2 separate regions of the Homo sapiens genome follow, and region 1 is linked to region 2. Evidence: read pairs that join two places in POLR2A ChIA-PET (ENCODE). Cell type or tissue: Panc1. All regions are shown on one strand. Each heading gives the region's core, and the rest is flanking DNA. Links, peaks and the distances in the headings are about the cores only. Region 1 has its middle 11 kb from the start of SNORD83B. Region 2 has its middle 50 kb from the start of TNRC6B.

The links. ChIA-PET counts read pairs that join two places held together with the same protein. Peaks named below come from ENCODE experiments on the same cell type or tissue, not always from the same donor. Only the 100,000 strongest peaks of a DNase experiment are listed, where the experiment ranks them.
Region 1: POLR2A ChIA-PET joins it to region 2 with 20 read pairs; 2 of 35 experiments call an interaction of 5 or more read pairs at or near these places.

Annotation. Positions count from the first base shown.
Region 1 is chr22:39,298,214-39,308,132 of GRCh38, forward strand. No RefSeq gene overlaps it. Among named protein-coding and RNA genes, the nearest start is that of SNORD83B, 11 kb to the right of the region's middle. In Panc1, for the core only: CTCF peaks have their summits at 8,684 (motif pointing left) and 8,895; no DNase peak of the experiment used is centred there; H3K4me3 peaks cover 371 bases; H3K27ac peaks cover 3,311 bases.
Region 2 is chr22:40,122,608-40,132,526 of GRCh38, forward strand. It overlaps a transcript of TNRC6B not described here. Among named protein-coding and RNA genes, the nearest start is that of TNRC6B, 50 kb to the right of the region's middle. In Panc1, for the core only: no CTCF peak of the experiment used is centred there; no DNase peak of the experiment used is centred there.

The DNA of each region.
Region 1 (9,919 bases), core at 1,158-9,157, 820 kb before region 2:
AGAGCAAGGCGCTTTGGTTGGGGGCCATTCACAAGGCCTGTACCTTGTGAGCCTGCGCCTGGAACAGAGAAGGCAGGAAGGGACAGGGGAAGAGAGAGGGCACCTCTGAGCAAACTGGAGGCGCTGAGGGCCTCTCCTCCAGGCCCAGGGAGGCTCCCTCCACCTTGGCCAAGAGAGGGGAAACGAAGAGAAAAAACGCAGTTGATGCCACAGGGTTTGGGCGGCGGGTGTGTGGTCACCGGGGGTGGCAGGAGCTCTCTCCTTCCTGGCGGGAGTTTGGAATTTTCTCCTGGCAGGAAGGGCCCACCCTCCCAGGAATGGAAAACACTCCTTGGCAGCTGGCCCCTGAGGCTTGCAAGGTCTTTGACAATCAAACGCGATTGTCCTCCCTGCCTGACCCCCAACACAGTGCAGGGGGGAGACCGAGGCAGATTCTCCGTCTAAATCAAGAATCTGAATCTGCCTCTGGCGGATTCCATTCTTGCCCATCTGTGATCGTGGAATGTCAGAGCCCAAGAGAGACACAGGGGTGGGGCCAGGTGAGTCCCTGCCAGGGCAGGTGGGAGCTGAGACCAGAGAGGGCAGTGGTTTGCCTGAAGTCACTCAGCAGGCTGAGGAGGTCTCTTATTGGCTCCACTGAGGCTCACTTCCAGGGCCTCCGCCAGGAAACCTTCACAGGCCCCTTTGCCCCTTAAGACTTTTTCAGCCACCGAGTCGGGTGCTCTGGCTTTTTTTTTTTTTTTGAGATGGAGTTTCGCTCTTATTGCCCAGGCTGGAGTGCAATGGCGTAATCTTGGCTCACTGCAACCTCCGCCTCCTGGGTTCAAGCGATTCTTCTGCCTCAGCCTCCTGAGTAGCTGGGATTACAGGCACCCGCCACCACGCCGGGCTAATTCTTTGTATTTTTAGTAGACACAGGGTTTCACCATGTTGGCCAGGCTGGTCTCGAACTCCTGACCTCAGGTGATCCATCCGCCTCGGCCTCCCAAAGTGCTGGGTTTACAGGCGTGAGCCACCGCGCCCGGCCTCTGGCCCTGTTTTCTAAGTGTTTGGTATGAGTGTCTCACCTTCCTGACCTGGGCTGTGATGGTGCCTCCCCATCAGCCTGGAACCAGATGGAAACCATGAGCTGAGGCCTCCGAGCCCCTGCTCAAAAACCTCCCATGGCTCTGCACGGCTCCAGGACAAAGTCCAATGCAGCCTGGCACTTGGGGGAGGTGGAACATGTGGCTGCACTCCAGCCCCATCCCTTGGTCCCACTGGGCATGGGTATCCCCGAGTTTCTCGCAGCCCTCACCCATCCATCTCTCCCCCTGCAGGCTTGACCCTTGCTGCCCTGTCCCTGTGGCCACTTTCTCTTCTTCCTCTTTCCTGGCCTGTTCAGCCTCCCCTGAGACCGCCTTCCTCCGGGCTCCCTGCCTGGGGTGGGACCCCTCCCCAGCTTGCCTCCCCAGCTTGCCTCCCCAGCCCTCACACCACTGCACAGCACTGGCGGCCTCTCCCTCTGCCTGGCGCCCCCTCCCTGAGGCTGGCCTGGGTCTCGCTCACACTGGATCTTAGACTGACGCCCGTGGTGAATGTGAGCTGACGGCCAAATGTGGGTCTCAGCCGCTCACACGCCTTCATTCATCAAATCCTGGCAACAACAGGAGGTGGCCTGTTAATTAAAATTAGCCAAGCATGGCGGCAGGAGCCTCAGCATGTCCATTTCTCAGATGATGAGACTGAGGCACAGTGTGGTTAAATCACTTCCTCAAGGTCACGCAGGAAGTGGTGCAGCTGGGAATGGAACCCTGAAAGTCCGCTCCAGAGTTTACACGCATCCTGTCCTCTTAGGTCACTCTGCCCCAGGGGAAAAGGACAGAAGCACCCAGCCCCACAGCTCTGCGGAACCAGAACCCCTGTCTGGAGCCCCTGGGCCAGAGACCACCTAGCTCTGCCCCCTGAGGCTCTGAGAGGTCCCTGGTTCCAGAATCCACTGCCCCCCACCCCACAATATACACTCACACAGACAGACATGCAGACACACAAGTCACACACAGACCCAGACACATGCCCTGGGCTCCGGACCGGCTGCAGGAAGCACGCAGCTGCCCGAGCCTTTTTCACTTCAGCTTTTCCTAAATTTGCTTTGAGGAAGTTGCTGCACCTTGGAGTTCTCCCCGGTCTCTCACGCGCTCCAGACCACATCTCCCCCGCCCTCCCTTCTCTGGAAGCCTGGAGAACAGAGACCCAAATAAAGGGCCCTGCCCTAGTGGGACTCGGGGAGACACGCAGTGACCATGACACAGAAGTGCATCCTGCTGCCGGTGGCAGGCGACAGTGCCTGGAACAGAGGAGGCAGAGTGGGGTGCGGGGTCAGGAGCCCTGGGGCAGCAAGGTTGCAGCTGAGAAAGTGGCCTCTGCAAATTTCCAGGGACGAGCATTCCAAGAATCGGGGAGAGCCAGTGCAAAGGCGCCCGAGGCGGTGGCCAGCCTGCTGCATTGCAGGAACAGAGAGGAGACCTGTGTGGCCATGAGGCCTGGGAGGAGCGGGTCCTGGGCACTGTGGTGGCCTGAGCTCTCACTCTGCATCCAGCAGAGCTATGGAGGGTGTGCAGCAGAGGCAGGGTGCAATCTGACAGGGGTTTGTTTGACTCTGGCCGCCGGGTAAAGGATAGATGTGAGCATCAAGAACAGAAGTGGGGCTGGGCACGGTGGCTCACGCCTGTAATCCCAGCACTTTGGAAGGCTGAGGCAGGTGGATCATTTGAGGTCAGTAGTTCGAGACCAGCCTGGCCAACATGGTGAAATGCCATCTCTACTAAAAATACAACAACAACAAAAAATTAGCCAAGTGTGGTGGCAGGAGCCTGTAATCGCAGCTACTCCAGAGGCTGAGGCAGGAGAATCACTCGAACCCGGGAGACTGAGGTTGCAGTGAGCCAAGATTGTGCCACTGCACTCCAGCCTGGGCAACAGAGGGAGACACCATCTCAAAAAAAAAAAAAAATAGAACAGAAGCAGGAAACCAGGCAGGAGGCCAGAGGGGATTGGGTGCTGCTGTTCCACCAGGGCCATGCAGCCCTGACCATCTGGGTGACCCTGGGCAAGTCACCTCATTCATTCTTAGTTTATGCGTGCGTGCCTTCAGGCAATGGGTCTTTCAACAAACGTTCATTGAACTCCTACGATGTGCTCAGCACTGTGCTGGGTGCAGAGGGTACAAAAAAGGCAAGACAGACACAACCCGGGACCCAAGGAGGTCCCCGCTTGGCTGGGAAGATGGACGTGGAGCACAAAGTGGGGAGGGAGAAGCAGAGAGTGCAAAAGAGCAAACATCAGGCAACCCCGATGCAGGTGGGGGTCAGGGAAGGCTTCCAGGAGGAGGTGACATTGGAGCCAAGCCCGGAAGGGCAAGTTGGGGTTCCCACCACAGACAAGAGGGAATGGCATTCTGGGCAGGAAGAATGGCCACACAGGAGCTCTGAGCATTGGCCTCCTGCTTCCCCAAGGGGCTTCCTCTCCTCTACCTCCCCAGGTAGACGAGCCCAGAGGAGCCTGGCTGTGGAGCCCAGTTTCTTCTCCTGTGAAACGGGGGTGACCTTTGTGCCTGCCGCCCCCTTCCTCAGGTGTGAGGAGCAAATGGACCATGCACGACAAGAGCAGGTGCAATGCCTGGCTCATGGGGCACAACGAGCCATGAGATCCACTTCCCACGCCCACCCACCCATCCAGGATGGAGAAGTGAGTACCCTGGGATGAGGTCCAATGGAAGATCTCAGGGAAGGCCTCCCACAGCCCACCCGCAAATATCTCCCTAACTCACTGCCTGCGTGCCTGAAGTCTCTCTCACAAACTCATTCCGAGGTAGGAGGTCGGACTTGACTCCAGAGGCACAGCTCAGACACTGGACCAAATTGAGGACTAGCTAAAACAGGTCGGTGAAGCACCTCCCCCTAAGACACGCCCACCAGTGTGCCATATCAGTTTACCATTGCCATGGCAACTCCCTGAAATTGCCAACCTCTTCTATAGCATTGACCTAACAACCCAGAAGTTGCCCCCTTGTCCTGTAAATTTCTGCATAACCCGCCCCTTCATTTGCATATAATTAAAGTAGGTATAAATATGAGGGCAACCCTGCTTCTGAGCTGCTGGTCTGGGCCCACTGCCTATGGGGTACCCCTGCTCCAGGAAGAGCGAGACCTCTGCTGCTACTGTACACTGTCACTTCAGTGAAAGGTGCTGTTTAACACCATCTGCTCGCCCTTGAATTCTTTCCTGGGAGAAGCCAAGAACCCTCCAAGGCTAAGCCCTAATTTGGCCAGCCCTTTCTTGTCCTGCATCAATCAATTCCTTGGCATCATGAATGCCCACCCTTCCTGTTCAGGTTAACCCTGGCAGGGCATTGCTCAGCCTTCACAGCTCAGCTCAAGCCCCCTCTTTCAGGAAGCCTTCCCTGATTGCTAGAGCCCACAGCATCTCTCTGTCAGTCTTTTCACTCTGTACTTCCTTTGAGCTTTGGAGTCCCAGCCTCACAGCTGAAAGGGCTCTGAGAAATTGTGCAACCCTGCCCTCCCTCAGCCTGAGCCCCCATGCCACAGACAAGGAAACTGAGGCCCAGACAGGCCTCACCAAGCCTGCACCATGAGTTCTCAGGAGAGCTGGCACAGGAGGCCACCCCAGTGCCCATCCCGGTCACTGTCCACTATGCCATGCAGCCAATGCAGACTGGGTTTGCCATTCATTATTTATTTATTTATTTATTTATTTATTGTATTATTATTATTATTATTTTGAAACACAGTATCACTCTGTCGCCCAGACTGGAGTGCAGTAATGCGATCTCAGCTCACTGCAACCTCCACCTCCCGGGTTCAAGCGATTCTCCTGCCTCAGCCTCCTGAGTAGCTGGGATTACAGGCACCCACCACCAGGCCCCGCTAATTTTTGTATTTTTAGTAGAAACGGGGTTTCGCCATGTGGGCCAGGCTGGTCTCAAACTCCTGACCTCAGGTGATCCACCTGCCTCAGTCTCCCAAAGTGCTGGGATTACAGACGTGAGCCGCTGCGCCTGGCCCCATTTGCATGTTTTTAATAAATTATAAAATCCTTCACACATGCCGAAAGAAGGGAACAGCTATCTCTCTGCAACATGGGAATTTCTCTGCAACTTGCCCTTTTTGCTCTGCACTGAGAGGTCCCTCCGTGAGGGGCGTCTGTGACTCCAGCTCCACCTGCACTGCCACGTGACGCTCCCAGGCCGAGGAGACAACGCTGTGCATGATGGCCTCAGGGCCAGTGGACTTTTGGATGGTTTCCAGGCTCATGCTATTGATCAGGTTTTTAAAGATCAAAGTGTAGTGGCCAGTTGTGGTGGCGTCCGTCCGTAATCCCAGCACTTTGGAAGGCCGAGGCTGGAGAATTGCTTGAGCCCAGGAGTTCAAAACCAGCCTGGGTGACATAGTGAGGCCCTGTCTCTACAAAATAATTTTTTTTAAATTAGCCAGGCATAGAGCTGGGCACAGTGGCTCACGCCTGTAATCTCAGAACTTTGGGAGGCTGAGGCGGGCTGATCACGAGGTCAGGAGTTGGAGACCAGCCTGGCCAATATAGTCAAACCCGTCTCTACTAAAAATACAAAAATTAGCTGGGCGTGGTGGCACACGCCTGTAGTCCCAGCTACTCAAGAAGCTGAGGCAGAAGAAATGCTTGAACCCAGGAGGCAGAGGTTGCAGTGAGCTGAGATTGCACCACTGCACTCCAGCCTGGGCAACAGAGCAAGACTCCGTCTAAAAAAACAAATTTGCCAGGCGTGGTGGCATGCACCTGTAGTCCCAGCTACTTGGGAGGCTGGGGCAGGAGGATCACTTGTGCCAGAAGGTCGAGGCTGTGATGAGCCAGGATGGCATCACTGCACTCCAGCCTGGGCAACAGAATAAGACTCCGTCTCAAAAATAAAAAATAAAAAAAGGTCAAAGTCTGCCAACTCCTGAATTCAAGGCCTCGTGTAAAACAAGCTCACCCAAACAGGGGTTTCATAGGAGCGGCTGGTAGGCGCTTCATTCGTCCCTCTGTCCCAGTCTCTTCCACCTCCCAGTTCTTCACTGAGCACCTACTGTGTGCTGGACCCTGCTGGCTGCCAGGCCTGCAGAGGTAACCCTGAGACAGAGGCTGGGGAGGGCCATGGTGGGAGGGCAGCAGCTTTGCAGCTCCAGCCTGTTGCCGCCAGATCACCCTATTGCCTAAAGAAGCTGGAAATGTGAGTTCTGCGTGAAAGCAAAGGTCAGTACCCTTTAATTTTCTTTTGCAACTCTGAGGACCAAACAAAGCATAACTGCGAGCTGGGCTGGCCCTTGAGCTGCCAATTGCCAGCCCAGGCAGCTCTTTTCCACGCACCACACCAGGATTGTAGACAGGGACACCGAGGCACAGGTGGAAGGGCGACTCTGGTGGTCTCGCACGGCTGAGGCACAGCAGCCTGGGATGAGCTGGCAGGCTGCAGCCGCCTAGTGAAGAGCCTTGAATGCCTGTTGGTGCCTAATAAAGGTTGGTAACGGTGACATATGAATACAATTGACCCTCAAGGCTGGGCGCAGTGGCTCACTCCTGCCATCTGAGCACTTTGGGAGGCCAAGGTGGGTGGATCACCTGAGGTCAGGAGTTTGAGACCAGCCTGGCCAACATGGTGAAACACCAACTCTACTAAAAATACTAAAATTAGCTGGGCGTGGTGGTCTGTGCCTGTAATCCCAACTACTCGGGAGGGTAAGGCAGGAGAATCTCTTGAACCTGGGAGGCAGAGGTTGCAGTGAGCCGAGATTACACCACTGCACTCCAGCCTGGGCGACAGAGCAAAAACCTGGATCAAGAAAAAAAAAATACAGCTGACCCTCGAACAACACGGATTTGGACTTGGAGTTTCCACTTCTTTTTTTTTTTTTTTTTTTGAGATGGAGTCTCACTCTTGTCCCCCAGGCTGGAGTGCAATGGCGCGATCTCGGCTCACTGCAACCTCCACCTCTTGGGTTCAAGCGATTCTCATGCCTCAGCCTCCTGAGTAGCTGGGATAACAGGCGCGCGCCACCATGCCCAGCTAATTTTTATATTTTTAGTAGAGACGGGGTTTCACCATGTTGGCCAGGCTGGTCTCGAACTCCTGACCTCAGACGGTCCGCCTGCCTTGGCCTCCCAAAGTGCTGAGATTACAGGCATGAGCCACTATGCCCAGCCAGATTATCTTAATAACATTTTCTTTTCTCTACCTTACTTTATTATAAGACTATAGTATATAATACACGTAACACACAAAATATGTGTTAATCAACTGTTTTCACAGTCAACAGTAAGTTATTGGTAGTTAAGGCCGGGTGCAGCGTCGCATGCCTGTAATCCCAGCACTTTGGGAGGCTGAGGCGGGCGGATCACTTGAGGTCAGGAGTTTGAGACCAGTCTGGCCAACATGGTGAAACCCTGTCTCTACTAAAAATACAAAATTAGCCGGGTGTGGTGGCAGGCACCTGTAGTCCCAGCTACTCGGGAGGCTGAGGAAGGAGGATCTCTTGAACCCAGGAGGCAGAGGTTGCAGTGAGCCGAGATGGTGCCACTACACTCCACCCTGGGCGACGGAGCGAGACTCCGTCTCAAAAAAAAAAAAAGTTACTGAGTGTTAAAATTTTTTTTTTTTTTTTGAGACAGAGTCTCGCTCCATCGCCCAGGCTGGAGTGCAGTGGCGTGATCTCGGCTCACTGCAAGCTCCACCTCCTGGGTTCAGGCCATTCTCCTGCCTCAGCCTCCCAAGTAGCTGGGACTACAGGCACGCACCACCACACCCAACTAATTTTTTTGTATTTTTTTAGTATAGACAGGGTTTTACTGTGTTAGCCAGGATGGTCTCAATCTCCTGACCTCGTGATCCACCCACCTCGGCCTCTCAAAGTGCTGGGATTATAGGCATGAGCCACCGAGCCCGGCCAGTAGTTAAGTTTTAGGGGAGTCAAAAGTTACACCTGGATTTTTTACTGCATGGGGGGTTACTGCCTCGATCCCCACATTGTTCACAGGTCAGCTGTAAATGAATGTGCAATGTGGAGCCAGGGAAGCTGCTGAGGCGGGAGGTCCTGCCTCTGATTAAATGTATATGAGAAACGCTGGGAATAGTGGTTCCCAGGAAGCAAGAGGGAAGCACTGGGCATTGGGCTGGATCTTGTGTCTGTCACTCCAGATCCTCAAGCCGCCCTTTCACCCACTTCTCTGTGCCCCAGGATGCTGACTTCTGGGGACTATATCAACTAAACTCCCTTGCCACTTCCAGCTGGGTTCAGCCATTGGTGTCACCAGCAGAACAGAAGGTTGGGGTCAGTGCTGTGCTGGTAAATGTCTAACAAGCAGCTCCCTGGAGGAATGGCCCTGATCTCTAGTGTCTGCCTGTTTCCCTGATGTAAATATTCCTGCTGCGGGTGGAGATGGTGTCACAGATGGATGGGGGATGACATGGTGTCTTCATCATAGGCTCTGGTGTTGCCAAGCCAGTGTGTCCATAGGCCCTGGGCCATGGGGGAAGATGGCGTGGCGTGTCAATGTCCAGGTGTGTTCCCAGCTGCTGGCATGAGGATGAGCTGGGGCTTTCACACCAGCTGGTCCTCCTCTGTGCTTGGATCCCCATCTATCAAGTGGGGGTGACAGGCAGCTCCTTGCTGCCCCCTGTTGAGGGGTTTCTGTGCAGTAAGGCACACAGTCCTGCCTGGCCCAGTGCCTGGGGCCCGTGAGTCTTCAGTAACAGCGGCCATGGTGGTGACCATCGCCTGGGTCCCTGCTTATGCCCCGGGCTGGCTGACCAGGCTCAAGGATGGCCTGGGGTGGAGGTCTGCTGGAGAAGCCCACTGGGGAGGAGACAGCGGCCAGTAGGATGGGGAAGTTGGCGAGGCAGCTATCTTTAGTGCCTTCCCTCACAGCCGTTTTCCTCTGCCGGGCTAAGCAGGACTCTGGTGGGGACCGGGTGGGGAGGGGTCACTTCTCCATAGTCACATGAAGCCCAGTGACCTGAAGACCAGCTGTGCAGGCTCAGGGCCCAGCAAGGGTGGGGCTGGCTGTGGTACCGGGCTCCAGGAGACCTCATCCGTAAAGAAGCAGGGGCCCACTGTAGGAGCCTGGGAGAGGGTAGGGGGCCAAGGAGCATTGGGGGTCGCAGTGGCTGCTGGGAAACAGTGTCCCTCCAGTCCTCACCCAGAGCTTTCGCAGCCCTCCTGCACCAGGACAGCGTGGTGTGATGGTTGTGCGCTCGTGTCTGGAGCCTGGATTTTATATCCCCGCCTCGCCACTCCAAGAGTCTGACCTCGGAGACTGTGACTTAACCTTGCTGAGCCTCAATTTCCTCCCTGTGAAAACAGAAGTGATGCCGGGGCTCAGTGGCTCACACCTGTAATCCCAGCACTTTGGGAGGCCGAGGCAGGTGGATCACCTGAGGTCAGGAGTTCAAGACCAGCCTGGCCAACATGGTGAAACCCCATCTCTACTAAAAATACAAAAATCAGCCAGGCGTGGTGGCGTGCCTATAATCCCAGCTACTCAGGAGGCTGAGGCACAAGAATCGCTTGAACTCGGGAGGTGGAGGTTGCAGTGAGCTGAGATCGCGCCACTGCACTCCATCCTGGATAACAGAGTGAGACTCTGTCTCAAAAATAAGTAAATAAATAAATAAGGTAACTCTGGGCTGGGCGAGGTAGCTGAACGCTTTTAATCCCAGCACTTTCTGAGGCTGAGGGGGGAGGATTGTTTAAGCCTAGGAGTTCGAGACCAGCCTGGGCAACATGACAAGACCCACTCTCTACAAAAAATACAAATATTAGGCCGGGCGCGGTGGCTCATGCCTGTAATCCCAGCACTTTGGGAGGCCGAGACAGGTGGATCACGAGGTCAGGAGATCGAGACCATCCTG
Region 2 (9,919 bases), core at 1,140-9,139:
TTACCTTCTCTGGAGTGGATTGTGTGCAGGTGGAGAGGAGCCAAAGGTGGAAACTCAGGAGCCAGGAAGAAGCATTCCCCTTTCACAGCATGTCCAAAGGGAAATGGAGATCACTGGGGATCGGACCCTGAAAGAATAAGAATTCAGAGTAGAGAATGTCTTGTGAGTTGGTCATCTCCATGTACTTATTAAGTACCTATTATGTATCAAGTGCAAATACATTGTCAGTGAATCCTCAGAATAACTACTATTCCCAAGTTTTGGTAGGGAAGCTGAGACTGAGACAAATTGAGTAAATTCCCTCAAGGTCACACATCCGTAAGCATTCGGGTCTGTTGGACTCTTCAGTGACGGCCACAGCTCCCCCTCCAGGTTCCAGTCACTGCCCCTTCCGCTTCAGGTCTAGCAATAGTAAGGTTCCCAATTGTTGTCAGCCACTGGGTGGTTCAGTAGCCTTTGTTGGTTTCCCTATTTCCATTCTAACATGTTGGAAAACTGAGGGCTGTAGTAGTAGAGAAGGTAAGACTTGGGCCTTGGTAGGATCTTATTGGGACACGATGGATTTTAAGAAGTGAGTGGAGGGGCAGAAGTCTTGGTTAAAGCCTTGGGTAGAGGGTGATAGCATGGGGGAGGAGAGATGACAGTGTGCAGTGTTGGGGGATAGGGAGGAGGAGTCGGTAACGGGAAATAGCAGTGATTGTCAGAGAAGGAAAAAACTAATTTAGCCAGGCAAGTCAAGCTAGAAAGAGACTTAAGAAAAATAGAACAGCCAAATAGGAGAATCCAGAAAGGATGAAAGTAAAAAGATTAAAGCTGAAGGAGAAGCCAGCAAGTTGAGAGCAGTGCCCTTTCATAGAAGAAACAACCACTGCCATCCCTTCTTCCTCTCCCGACCTCCTGTCTCCAGTCAGTGCCTCCCACTGGCTTAGCCCAGCCAGCAGCCAGAAGATAAGGAGCCCAATGATGGTGTCCCCTGGGGCACACAGTTAGGCGGAGAATGGAGCGTGGGTCTGGAGGAAGCAGACAGTACAGCACCAGACCAAGGAGTGTGCTGAGCACAGGCCTGCAAGCATGAATGGAGTTCCAAGGAGTTTTTCTGGTTCAGCTATGCCTATAATGCATCATCTGGTTCAGCTATGCCTATAATGAAACAGAGAAATGCAGTCTCTGTTTCAGTGAAGTAGGAGAACTTAAAGACATCTGTGAAGCAAATTACACATAAAATCTTTCTGGATAAGTTATTGAGTTTTTCCAATGCTATCAACCTAATTTTTATAGAAAGAGAACTTTTTTTTTTTTTTTTTGCACAACTGTGATAAATAGGTGAGGGACAAAATCAACTAGAGAAAGCCTATTTTCACTTGCTGTGAGCATCCCTCATGTGTTTTACAGAGAGGATGGGCAATGTTGATTAAGCTGGGAGCAAGTGAATGGATATCAATTGAGAGCTTCTACTGTACTGATTTTACACTTCACATCACATAAATATGCATTTGTTCCCAACAAGACCTTGCTAGGTGGGTGAGCAAAGTAGATATTTTGGTAACCCCTTCCCACCCAGTAGATGAGGCAACAGCTTCCTGGAAGTGCCTTCTTAGCCTTGAGTCTTGGCTGGTTATAGAGAAGCCTACACCAAAACAGATCATCAAGCGTTGTGCATTAATAGATTTTTCTTGCACACACAAAAAACATACACTACCAGCATCTTTTTACCTTTTTTTTTTTTTTTTTTTGAGACAGGGTCTCACTCTGTTGCCAAGGCTGGAGTGCAGTGGTGTGATCACAGCTCACTGCAGCCTTGACCTCCTGGACTCAACCAGTCCTCCCACCTCAGCCTCTCAAGTAGCTGGGCCCACATACATGTGTCACCACGCCTGGCTAATTTTTGTATTTTGGGTAGAGGTGGGGTTTCGCCCCCAGGCTGGTCTTGAACGCGTTAGCTCAAGCCATCCACCTGCCTCAGCCTCCCAAATTGCTGGGATTATAGGCATGAGCCACTGCACCTGGCCTTTTTTAGTTTTTATGTTTTGTAGCTATGAGCTTTAGAGTAGCTGATAGGTTTGTAAATATTCATACCTGTATTATAATGGAGATTTGTGTCATTTGAATAATTATTCCTCAATAGGGCCAGGAGCGGTGGCTCACGCCTGTAATCCCAGCACTTTGGGAGTCTGAGGCGGTCGGATCACGAGGTCAGGAGTTCAAGACCAGTCTATCCAACATAGTGAAACCCTGTCTCTACTAAAAATACAAAAATCGGCCGGGTGTGGTGGCAGGCGCCTGTAGTCCCAGCTACTTGGGAGACTGAGGCAGGAGCATCGCTTGAACCCAGGAGGTGGAGGTTGCAGTGAGCCAAACTCTCACCACTGCACTGCAGCCTGGGCGACACAGCAAGACTGTGTCTCAAAAAAAAAAAAAATATTCCTCAATAATTACATATGTAATGAATTCTTGAAAATGTTGCATAAATTTTTAGTAGTTTCCTTTTGGTACATTTTAATTCATAAAATTTTAACAAACTTTTTCTTGACTCATTTTATTCTTTGAGGAAAACTTAATTACTTTTTACTGTCTTGCCCTATAAATAGTCTCATATAAAAATAAATGAACTGACATTTAGTTTATTAAGCACATTTCCTAAAAATGAAAAGTGGGGCCAGCCATTATAGTGTACTTTAATTTCAGTTATAAAGAAAGCAGGAACGTTATTCATAAATTATAAGCCCGGGAAACCCTGCCAATTCCAATAGCCTTAGCCTAATACCCAGGCACTGTGACCTGCAGGGGCGGAACAACAGGTGCGCCGCTTTGCTCACTGCCATACTTTCTTGCAGGTCAGTGTCTGCTGTAAGAATTTCACCACCACCTCTGCCAAAAGCCAAATAAAATAGGGAAAGAAATCTAGAGCTATTAATATCCCAATGCTGGAAACCTTTCCTATCTACCCTTCTCCCCCAAGATGGGAAACATTCCCTCCCTGCTTCTCTCCCTCCCTTTCTTACCTTTAAGATGCATGTGCATAGACACACACACACACACAAAGTTACTCAAAGTTACTTCACAGTATCTGTGGCCTTATTGAGAGAATTTCAGTCTAAACCTTTGAAAAAAAAATTTTTTTGCCCTGAATTCCTTACATACTTTTTTCTTCTCTCTTCTTTTAGGCAGTATTTTTGTGTTTCTGCAGAGTTTTGCACAAAATCTGTTCCCATGCAAACCAATGAGGGAGAAGTATCGGAAGAAAGCAGTTCCAAGGTCAGTAAATTACTGAAAGGTACAGTTTGGGTAGAAATTGAACAGTAGAGGCTGTGGATGAGTAGAATGGGTATTTCATTTTACATGACTGTAAAAATTCGATTGAGTTAAATTAGAACCTAACATAAGATTGAGAAATATTTTTTCTTTTCAGTATACTTTTTAATCCTATATGCTAATTTAAAACAATTTTACTGAACTACAGAGAACTTTATAATTTATTTTTAGAACACTAATACTATGTCTTTTAAAGTTTGTTACGAAAGTTACTATAGGCTTATAAAAAATCAGAAGTATATAAAGTCAGGAGTCAAAGCTGGTCCCCTGTTCCTGCTGCACAGAGGCAGTCACTGATAATTTTTAGGTGTTTTTCTATTACAAATTTTATTTTATTTTATTTTAGATTTAGAGGTACACGTGCAGGTTTGTTGCATGAGTATGTTGTGTGATGCTGAGGCTTGGGGTACAAGTGATTCCATCACTCAGGTAGTGAGCATAGTACCCAAGAGCTTGTCTTTGAACCCTTGTTCCCTTCCCTCCCTCTCCCTTTTGGAGTCCCCAGTGTCCACCGTTTCCATCTTTATGTCCACATGTACCCAGTGTTTAGCTCCCACTTATAAGTGAGAACATGCAGCATTTGGTTTTCTGTTTCTGTGTTAATTCATTTAGGATAATGGCCTTCAGCTGTATCCCTGTTGCTACAAAGGACGTTATTTAATTTTTTTTTTTTTTTTTTTTTTTTTTTTTAGACTGGGCCTGGCTCTATTGCCCAGGCTGGAGTGCAGTCATACGATCTTGACTCATTGCAGCCTCTGCCACCCAGGCTCAAACCATCCTCCCACCTCAGCCTCCTGAGTAGCTGGGACTACAGGTGCACACCACCAAACCTGGCTAATTTTTGTATTTTTTGTAGAGACGGGGTCTCACTTTGTTGTCCAGGCTGGTCTCACACTTCTGATCTCAAGCACTCCACCCACCTAGGTCTTCCAAAGTACTGGGATTACAGGCATGAGCCACCATGCCTGGATGATTTAATTCTTTTTTATGGCTACATATTATAAATTTTTAAATGGTAATTTGTTTGCTTTGTTTTTTCAATCTAGAGCCTAAGGAGTGTTATCATCATCAAATCTTGTATGTAAATATATATAATAAATAAAATAAAAATAAATATATATTAATCCTATATATAAATCCTATATATAAATATTTATCTATATTTTTGTCTATATCTGGCTCCATGTGCTGATTTTCCTTGGCTGCTTCTTAACATAGTTACATGAGACCCTTAGTATTACTTTTACTTCCCTCTCTGTCCATTCAGAATTGTCTGTAGCTCTTCCTGGGAGCTCTGAAAACAACTCTTTCCATTTCTTTCTGAATGCCCCCTCTGCGGGGCTATGATCTAGTCCGTGGCTTGGGTGGAGGGACAGATGTCATCCTGTCCTCTTAGTTTTCCTTTCCCATATCACCAGATTTCTTTCTTCTTTCCGTAGCTAAAGCAGAAGCATATAGGTTTTCATCAGACTCATTTAGACCCTGAATCTGATGTAGGGTTAGTCAGAGCCTGTGAGGTACACACACGATCTAGGAATCTCCCTCACACACACACACACAGAGGCACACATACCCAGGACACCCAAGATACACACACCCCAGAATTTCTGAGGTACATATACACCCTTCCTCAAGATCCTAATTTACTAATTGATAGTGAAATATAATGTTAAGGAAGATTGGGGCTCATGCCTGCAATCCCAGCACTTTGGGAGTCCGAGGTGGGCAGATTGCTTGAGCTCAAGACTTCGAGACCAGCCTAGGCAACATGACAAAACCCTGTCTCCAAAAAATACAAAAATTAGTTGGGCATGGTGGTGCATGCCTGCAGTCCCAGCTACTCAGGAGGCTGAGGTAGGAGGATCATTTGTACCCAGGGCTGTTGACGCTGCAGTGAGCTGTGATCATGCCACTGCACTCCAGCCTGGGCAGCAAAGCCAGACCCTGCCTCAAAAAAAAGGAAGATTGGATTTCTGGCTAGTACATTTTCTCCCTGGAAAGAGAAGGTATAATTGGGAGATTGCTTGGTGAACATGTAATTAGACTGGTATAGAATATATTACTGTGCCATAAACTCAGTTTTCAACTTCTTTTTGGAAAAATAAATGACTAGCTTTCTTGATTTTTCAATTACTGAATAGTTTATCAGTTCAGAATGAATTAGACTCAAGAATAAGAGAACATTCTTTTTATACTTGCACTAAGTGGATGCTTCTGTTATAAATTAGATTATAACTTCAACTTCATCAGCCTTAGTTTAACTCAGGCTCTTATGTTTTTCCTCCTGATGTTTGCTTTTGTTTAAAATCTTATATTTGGAGGCTGATCTCATCTCGCAGGGGTCAGTCCATTCTCCTCCTCCGAGGGTGTAAATCAATCAATCAATAAAATCTTATATTTGGAATGATTTAATGTATGGCTGGAATTTGTCATTTTGCTGTGGTTACATAGTTTGTGGATGTCTGTTAACAGAAGGCCATTAGGAAAGGTAGTAGGTTTTGAGGAAAAGTAGAGAATTTTTTACCAAAAAGTGATTTTCAGCTGAATTTATTTTTGTTCAATATATTTTTTTTGAGACTGGATCTTTCTCTGTCACCAAGTCTGGAGTGTGGTGGTATGATCACGGCTCACGGCTCACGGCTCACGGCTCACGGCTCACAGCTCACAGCTCACAGCTCACTGCAGCCTCAACCACCCAGCCTCAAGCAATTCTCCCACCTCAGCCTCCCAAGTAGCTGGGACCACAGGTGTGTGCCACCACACCTGGCTCTCTTTTTTTTTTTGGTAGAGACAGAGTCTTGCTGTGTTGCCCAGGCTGGTCTCGAACTTCTGGGCTCAAGTGATTCTCCTGCCGCAGTCTCCCAAAGTGCTGGAATTATAGGTGTAAGCCACTGCGCCTGGCCTTCAATAAATAATTATTAAGCACGTGTTATCATGGGATACAACAGTGAACCAAAAATACATGGTTCCTACTCTCAAGGCGGTTTCATTTTAGTGGGAGACATGAATAAATATAAATAAAGATAATAATTATAAATGATGGTAAGTACTATGAAAAAAATAAAGCCATGTCATGCAGGGCAGCTGGGAGGAAGAGCGTAGCTAGTCAAGGAAGGTCTCTCTGAGACGGGGACATTTCAGCTGAAGCTAATGGGCAAGGGAGCCAGCTGTGTGGAGAGCTGAAGCAACAGTGTTCTAGACACAGGAAACAGCTGCAAAAGCCCTTGGCCTCTTCTAAGAACTCTCAGAAACCTGTGGGCCAAGTGTGACAGGAGGTTAGAGAGAGAGACAGAGACCTTGCAAGACCTCAGAGGCCACAGTGTGCAACGTGGACCTATTCTCCATGCCTAGGGCAGCCATTGAAGGCTGTTCACTCGAGGAGTGATGTGATGTGTAGGATTTGCATTTTAAGAGGTGGCTCTGTCTGCTGTCTGGACAGTGGATTGGAAAGAGGTAAGAGTGGAAGCAGGGAGCCTGGTGAGAAGGCACGTGCAGCTGTTCGGGTAGGACTACATTCATGGGTGTTACTGGAAGTGGAGGAAAGACAGACTTGAGGTGTATTTTGGCGCCAAAACTGATGTGACTCGAGGATGGATTGAGATCCTTTTGCATCATAGAAATCAAAAGGGGAATTTCAAGAGAAAGGCTCACTCAGTAACTTCAGATGCTGCCAAGAATCAAGGAGGTTGACAAGTGAGAAAAGACACCTGGATTTGTTTAAGAACTAATTAAAGAGAAAGGATATGAGAAAACTTTCTAGGGGGTGATGGAGATGTTCTGTGTCTGATAGGGGTGCAATTGTTTATAATTACAATAAAAATGGTTACAGTGTAGGTATGTTTTATGTGGTGAAACTGACAATCAAATGGAGTGGAGAATACATGGAAGTATAGATGAAGCAGGAATGGCAGAATGTTGGCAACTATTGAAGTGTTGTGATGGGTACATAGGAGTTTATTTGTATTTACTTTGTACATGTTTTAAATTTTCTATGATAGTTTCTAAAAAGAACTTACTGGTGTTCAAGGGTGCCATTTAATTGGAGTAGGAGGTGCAGAAACCAAATTTTATGGGTTAAAGAGAAATTAAATGATTTTTAAAAATGAGTTATGACTATAGTCCACCACCCAATTTTAGGACATTTGGAAATAAATGGAAGAGAGAACAATGAGGAGGAGGATTAAGTTCAAGTGAAAGATTTTTTTTAAATGGAAGAGGACTATGCATGTTTGAGAAAAGAGGGAAGAAATGGGTTGAGGAAGGCAGAGTGCAGTTAGAAAAAGGTTTCTCAGATTCCCAGGCTTAACGGGCCTCGTACTGCAGTAATGCCTGAGCTCAGGCCCAAATCCTGCTCTTCTGACTCTTGTTTAATGGCGGAGGGAGTTTTGGAGGAGGAAAGAAAGAAAGGAAGTGGGTTCAGCTTTTCTTTGTATTGCCTTCGAAAGAGAAGTCATTGTAGTTGGTAGAGTGTAGAGTACACAGTTGAAGACTTGAAATGACAAGTTTTGATTTCCTATTAAGAGGAAAGGCTTGGAATTGCAGTTGTAGCGAAGGTGCTAAGAATAGTTAACAAATGAATTGGCCGGGCGCGGTGGCTCACGCCTGTAATCCCAGCACTTTGGGAGGCCGAGGCGGGCGGATCACGAGGTCAGGAGATCCAGACTATCCTGGCTAACACGGTGAAACTCCGTCTCTACTAAAAATGCAAAAAAAAAAAATTAGCCGGGCGAGGTGGCGGATGCCTGTAGTCCCCCGCGGGAGGCTGAGGCAGGAAAATGGCGTGAACCCGGGAGGTGGAGCTTGCAGTGAGCCAAGATTGCGCCGCTGCACTCCAGCCTGGGCGACAGGGAGACTCCGTCTAAAAAAAAAAAAAAAAAAAAAAAATAGTTAACAAATGAATAAACGGTCAATATGGTTTACAAAATATCCAGGTAAGTTGTGCAAGTATAGATCAGGAGCCCTTATGGATGGGCAGGGTTGGTATAGAAGTCTTTTTTTTTGAGACAGAGTCTCGCTCTGTTGCCCAGGCTGGAGTGCAGTGGTGCGATCTCGGGTCACTGCAAGCTCCGCCTCCCGGGTTCACGCCATTCTCCTGCCTCAGCCTCCCGAGTAGCTGGGACTTGACAGGCGCCTGCCGCCACGCCCGGATAATTTTTTGCCCAGATAATTTTTTGTATTTTTTAGTAGAGACGGGGTTTCAGCGTGTTAGCCAGGAAGGTCTCGATCTCCTGACCTCGTGATCCGCCCGCCTCAGCCTCCCAAAGTGCTGGGATTACAGGCTGAGCCACTGTGCCCAGCGCGGTATAGAAGTCTTATTGGAGGAAGTGAATTTTGCTGTTCCTCTTGAAGAGTGCTCTCTGAAACTGTGCAGCATCTTCCGTAACATTTTCTTGGAGAGAGATGTTTATTGAAGTTCAGAGATGGATTAGGATTATATATTCTTCGGGAGTTGGGAATTGTAGACTTTGACCTCTTGAGTTTAGGGATTTTTTTTTTTTTCTCTGCCAGAAAGATATAAAGCAGGTGATGGTTTCTAAAAGACTGCTGTAAACAGATTATAGATCATTCCTGAATTATGCACAAGCATAATTCCTTATTTTTGCCTCCTTTCCTCCCCTCCTCTCTCCTGATTAATTCAGCACATATTTATTGAGCACCTACTGTGTGCTAGGAACTGTGTTGGGTGTTGATACACAGAATTGACTCCTTAAACTATTATTTATTCTTTGTTTTAATTATTGGAGCTCCAACCACTTAAAGTGGAGGCAGGAAGAAAGAATGTTAAATTTCACATCAGTTTAGAACGAGCTTTTTTTCCCTGAATGGTCACCAGATTGCAATTTTGTATGACCTAACAAATTTCTCAAAGAGAGTTCTGCTATTGTTGTGAAAGCTTCTATTGTAAATGCTGAAGGAAGACAAGTTGACAGAGTTTTTGTTAATGTAAAACTTCAGATGCCTCTGAACATATCCTTTGGAGGAACAGTGAATATTTCTTACATTTTTCCCAAGGACCACTTCAGGGCTTATTTAATTTTTCTGCTGTGTATGTGAGAGATAAAATTGAATCAAATTAACAGAGTTACCCATGGATCTGTCTTATTGTTCCATATTTTTAGAGGTTAAATATGAAAATTACCTTCTGTGACTGGGTGCAGTGGCTCACGCCTGTAATCCCAGCAGTTTGGGAGGCCGAGGCAGGCAGATGACTTGAGGTCAGGAGTTTGAGACTAGCCTGGCCAACATAGCAAAACCCCATCTCTACTAAAAATACAAAAATTAGCTGGGCCTGTTAGTGTGCACCTGTAATCCCAGCTGTGCCTGTAATCCCAGCTACTCGGGAGGCTGAGGCAGGAGAATCAGTTGAACCCAGGAGGCAGAGGTTGCAGTGAGCCAAGATCACACCACTGCACTCCAGCCTGGGTGACAGTGTGAAACTCCATCTCAATAAAGACGAGACGAGACGGGACGGGACGGGACGGAGCCAGGAGGCAGAGGTTGCAGTGAGCCAAGATCACACCACGGCACTCCAGCCTGGGTGACAGTGTGAAACTCCATCTCAATAAAGGCGAGGCGAGGGCGAGGGCGAGGGCGAGGGGCCTGTAGT